Regions from separate parts of the Mus musculus genome. Here region 1 is linked to region 2. The links are chromatin loops, found by intact Hi-C in ENCODE. Cell type or tissue: heart. All regions are shown on one strand. Links, peaks and the distances in the headings refer to the core of each region. The heading gives the core; the rest is flanking DNA.

Region 1 (2,805 bases), core at 215-2,714, 300 kb before region 2:
CTGACAGTGAAGCAATCAAAACTGGGGGTACATTGTAGGCTCTACACGAACAACGAAGCTATCCACATATAATGCTCATAGAGGGGAGCATATGGGGAGGGGAACTGTGCTATCCAGATTTGGAGGAGGATCTCCGGGCCCGTCTGTGGACAAACTGCTTCACTTCCCTTAGACCTAGTCTTCTTCGAAAGGATTCCTTCTTTCTCACTCATGCAGTAGCTTTGGAAACACAGAAATTGGTAGAAGAAGCACTCTATAAATGATAGGGCCAAATGAAACTTTCTTTGCAGTCATTGTCACTAGCCTGAGTCCAGGGACACCGGTGCTGGGGTTTTGCTTTCCTGGGCTCCACTTGTCAGTCAGTGGTCCCATCCTCTGTCTAATCTCTGAGTCCAGCCTGTAGAGATAGCTGGTAGTAGAACAGACTCAGAACCTATAAGGAACTTGCCACACATCTGCATAATGCTTACCAGTACCTCTAAAGTGACCCCAAGGCCTGGGCCTTACCTTGTAGGAAAAGTAAAAGCAGAATTCAAGTGTCTATGGAGCATGAAATAGGAAGGATATCTGAGGTCAGGGCAGTTGTGGGCCCATGGGCAATAGGGGTGACCCTACTCTGCCTACCAGGCCTCTTGACCTCATCCAACCCAGGCTGCCTCCTGAAGCCACCACAAGAGCTCATAACTGAACCACGATGAGTTCACTCTTGCCTCTCCTGCAGCATAAAATGGAAGAGCGACTCCCCACTTCTCAGCAGCCATCTCCCCCAAGAGCTTGGAGGGTAAGTTGGAGCAGAGATGCAGCAGGTACTGCTATGGCATGTGCTCCCTGCTCAGTGAGTCTCTGCTGGCTCCTGCCTGGTCTCTGAAAACTCTTCCTCTGCCCACCCTAAGCTGCTTCATTCCACAATCTCTCATTCTTTCCCACCTTGATATCAGGCTCCGTGACCTCCATTCTCCTCCCAGGCCTAGTACTACCTTGCAATGAGACCTAGCCCCAACTTAGGACCTGTGCTTAAGGTCAAGACCCAGGCCAAATTCCTATCCACTCAGCAAAAAACAGATCCTTCTAAATCTTTGACTAGACTGTAATAACAGCCTTCTATCTCAGCAGAAGGTGCCAATTAAATGAACTGTCCTTCCTGGAGTGACTGAAATGAGCAAAGGTAAAATTTCTCCTCCAGGAGTATCAAGATATAATTAGTGACCCCACTCTTAACCTTTCCCTGGGCAACCAGGCCACCCAGATCTCCTTGTCAGTCTCTGTCATTCATGCAGATTCCATCATCACAAGTGAAGGAGCAACACAGCCAGGAGCAGACACAGGACATGAACAGCACCAAGGCTCCCACTTCTCATGGGGCAAGTCTGATGTGGGGAGGGTAAATTCTCAAGGACATGTCAATGCCAGGGACAGAAAACTCCACAGTTGCTTGTGAAGGCAGCAAGGCTGTGCAGATGATGGGGTCCTTTAGCTCTAAAAGGCTGTCTAAGACAGGCCAAGATGTGAACCTGAAAGACAGAAGGAAGAGACTAGAGGAAAATGAGTGGAAGAGAAGAGCTACCTGAAATTGAAGCATCACCCACACACTGAGGCCTGGCAAGTGCCAATCCAGAAATCCCTTTAATGACTCAAGCAAGAAACATTTCTAGAACAACTTGCAAGTCAATCATGGCAGGAAGTCGGAGCAAAATACGCAGGGTGACCTCTTTGAGTGCTGCTGATGGTCTGCTGTCAACCATGCTTGCCCAAAGCCCAGCTTCCTCAGCCCATAAAACCAGCATCCTAGAATGGTTGAACATCCCATGAGAATGCCCACACCCAGGAGCCTATTCCTTGACCTGAGGTCTCATCTAAGTCAGAAAGTAAGACACCTGGCATCTTGTGAGGCTCAGGTTGGGCCCAAACCTGCAGGTTCTGGAGTCATGGGATCTCACACTGAGGGACACTCCAGCCTCATCGCTTCCCTGGCCTGCCTTTCCAAATTCTACCATCTGTGTCTCTTGCTAATGTTCCTATGTTCCTGGAAAAACTTCATCAAAAGGTTCAAGTCAGCTGCCATGGTACAGAATCCTCTCTCTTCCTGGTTATCTGCAGGGTTTCAGGGGCCTCAAAGCAGGACCCTATCTGCTTCTGCCTGGGCCATACAACTGCACAGGAGCACTGCCTGCCTTGTCAGGACCATGCTTGCTCTCTCCTGTTTAGAACCTGCCAGAGGAAGGCTGTCCTGGGAGCCCAGAGATTCAGCATGTAGTCAAGCCGGAGCCTTGCAAAGATGACGGGTGACACACAACAGGTGGGTAGGTGGGTGGCCTCAGAAGACACTGAAGACGTGAGACTATCATGAAGACTGAAATAGGATTCCAGTATCAATGATGAAAGCACCATGACTGTGGAGTCACTGGAGGTGCATCAGTGATGTCACTGCTGAGGGCTAATTGAGCCTCCCTGACAGCCTGATGTCACTGCCTGAATTATCAATGAATCTGGCAAAGTCAGGCTTGAGACCTGTAAAAACCTTTCCTCTACTCTAGAATGCAGGCATGTGGGCCTGAAAGCACAATAGTGAGAGGTGTACACTTAACAAAACAGTCTCCAGAATGGTCCCCTTGTCTTCTGCCACCTCACCGAGCCACACTCCCCACCTCAGCCAGCCTGTTCTCTGTCTCTCTCTCCCTCTGAGCATCTTCCAGAGCATCTAGAAGCATCATGGAGACTTTGGTGACTCTCTGCTCTCTGAATGAGCTTGAGGTACAGCAGAGAGCAGAAGGAGCATTTTGCCAAAGAGAAGGTTTCAGAAGGAGC
Region 2 (2,805 bases), core at 286-2,785:
TGCTCTGCTCACTCATCAGCTCTGGCAGCGGGTAATCTGGGTGCAGCTTGGACAGGATCAGTCTTTGGGGAAACTGCCAGAGCCCTCTGGTCTGCATAACAGACAGTCATGTGGGGCGGTTCAACGCTTATATTTCTCCAAGGGCTTCAGTCCAACTGTCCAAGATGGGTACCAACCTTACTGCCTGGGGGTTATACAGCAGATGAGTGTCCTGCCTCATAGTGTTCCCAGGACTATGAGCCATGTTCTGGGAAATGAGTGCCCTGGTCATTGATAACCTGGTTAGTTAGCTGTGTATCACATGAATTGCTCACAGCCTTAGAAGGTAGACAATGAGTACCTCCCTTACTAAGGAAAGCTTGCTGCAGCCAGTGACTGTGTCTACTCAGCTTAGAGTTGCTTCACAAAGGAGAATGTCTAACAGTCCCATACTCATGTACTGCTGCTCATGTAGTCACATGATAGGGCAAGAGGTAGGAATATACCTGTCACTGGGTTGTGACCACCAAAGAGTCATGGTATTTTAAGGACAATCCTACCCAGTTATTTCTGCTTTACTCCATTTTAGCACTTTCAAAAGAACTTTCTACATTTCCACAGCACCATGTCTGCTGCCTGGGTCAGGGCTACACCCTCCTGTGCATCAGTAAAGCCATCTCCATCTTTCAAGCAGGTGGTTTAGTTATGAATCAACACACTAGCTAGGGTCAGTGAGATGACCACAAAAATTGCCAGTGTGGTTACTCAGATAGACTATCTATCCGTCATTAGAGAACGGGATTCTCTTCCACACAAGTAGGCCTGACTACTCTGCCTAGGTGTTAGTAAAACAATCCTGCAGCCATGTTTTGGAGATACAGGAAGTCATATAGTCAAAATTCACCCTTGCATTGCCAATTTCCTGTGTCAGGCCTGCTTGATTGAGAGGCAGACTGTAATGTAGGAGTGTACAAGACACTTGGGTTGTTTGCTAGAGTCTTCTGTTTGTCAAATATGTCAGGTATGTGCTGCCTTCCCTCAAGCCTCTGAGGTCACAGATGCTGGGAAGCCACCAGAGATGGTGAGGCATTTGCATAGATTAAATGAGCCCAACAGCAGCCCCAAGAGGGTCAATAAGCTGCTGGTTAGGCCTTGGTGTTGTGAATCCACAAGTCACTAATACAGAGCAAGATCTACTCTCTCAGCATGAGGCTGAGTGGCCCATCTAACAGGACTCTATGGAGGACATTGAGTGACACAGGCAGGCATAGGCAGTGCTCCACCTATCACAGGCATTGCACACTGCCAGACTCTGTTCTCCATGGGTGGGTGAGCCATAGCGCCACCTACTGGAGCAGTGGAGACTAAACTTTAGAATACATGATGCTTCACTATTACCTAGAAAAAGGTAAATTCTGAGAAATATTCAGGATAATCAGGGAAAACAAGGTTCTTCTTCCCTTCTACTGACATTTTCACTTTCAAAATCAGGGGACAGTTGAGAATTTTTTAGGAAGCAGAGCGTCACACCTGGGAACTGGCAATAGGGACAAGGAAGAGAGTGGGCAGATGTGGTCTACACAAAGCTAAAGAATGTGTGGTGAAGCAGAGGCACCTAGCTGAAACTGGAACTCACTGGACAAGGAGTGAGCTTCTGAAACTTGTGGGACTATTTATCCACATAACTAAGAAGCAAAAAGAAAAGAAAGACACGTAGATCATCCTGGCAACATAGAAAGCCGAACTGACCAGGAAAACTGGGAGCAAGAGCTCCTTCAGGTACAAGGGAGGGGATGGAGCCCGACCTCTTTGTGTCTATCAGGGAGAGAGAAAAGTATGAAGAAAAATGTACTGTGACAGTTAGGCTATGCCCTTCCTCTACAAAGGAGACTTTGCTGGCCCGGGTCCTGAGTGAGGAGAGCTATGTGACTGAGGATGTGAGTTGCAGAACCCTGACAGTGAAAAAATCAAAACTGGGGGTACATTGTAGGCTCTACACGTACAACAAAGCTATCCACATATAATGCTCATAGAGGGGAGCATATGGGGAGGAGAACTGTGCTATCCAGATTTGGAGGAGGATCTCCGGGCCCGTCTGTGGACAAACTGTTTCACCCTCTTAGACCTAGTCTTCTTGAAAGGACTCCTTCTTTCTCACTCATGCAGTAGCTTTGGAAGCACAGAACTTGGTACAAGAAGCACTCTATAAATGATAGGGCCAAATGAAACTTTGTTTGCAGTCATTGTCACTAGCCTGAGTCCAGGGACACTGGTGCTGGGGTTTTGCTTTCCTGGGCTCCACTTGTCAGACAGTGGTCCCATCCTCTGTCTAATCTCTGAGTCCAGCCTGTAGAGATAGCTGGTAGTAGAACAGACTCAGAACCTACAAGGATCTTGCCACACCTCTGCATAATGCTTATCAGTATTTCTGAAGTGACCCCAAGGCTTGGGCCTTTCCTTGTAGGAAAAGTAAAAGCAGGGTTCAAGCATCTATGGAGCATGAAATAGGAAGGATATCTGAGGTCAGGGCAGTTGTGGGCCCATGGGCAATAGGGCTGACCCTACTCTGCCTACCAGGCCTCTTGACCTCATCCAATCCGTGCAGCAGACTGCACCTCTCTGCCTCCTGAAGCCATCACAAGAGCTCATAACTGAACCACGATGAGTTCACTCTTCCCTCTTCTGCAGCATAAAATGGAAGAGCGACTCCCCACTTCTCAGCAGCCATGTCCCCCAAGAGCTTGGAGGATAAGTTGGAGCAGAGATGCAGCAGGTACTGCTATGGCATGTGCTCCCTGCTCAGTGAGTCTCTGCTGGCTCCTGCCT

Evidence for each region. A loop is a pair of places that touch in the nucleus more often than their neighbours do. Peaks named below come from ENCODE experiments on the same cell type or tissue, not always from the same donor. Only the 100,000 strongest peaks of a DNase experiment are listed, where the experiment ranks them.
Region 1: it touches region 2 in a loop (21-fold over the local background); 13 of 42 quality-filtered maps call a loop at or near these places.

What each region holds. Positions count from the first base shown.
Region 1 is chr13:50,325,390-50,328,194 of GRCm38, reverse strand. It overlaps the pseudogene Gm46385. Among named protein-coding and RNA genes, the nearest start is that of Gm31126, 59 kb to the right of the region's middle. In heart, for the core only: no CTCF peak of the experiment used is centred there; no DNase peak of the experiment used is centred there.
Region 2 is chr13:50,030,452-50,033,256 of GRCm38, reverse strand. The region is part of intron 2 of Gm30520 (a long non-coding RNA gene); the gene reads right to left. Among named protein-coding and RNA genes, the nearest start is that of Gm30520, 24 kb to the right of the region's middle. In heart, for the core only: a CTCF peak has its summit at 1,331 (motif pointing left); no DNase peak of the experiment used is centred there.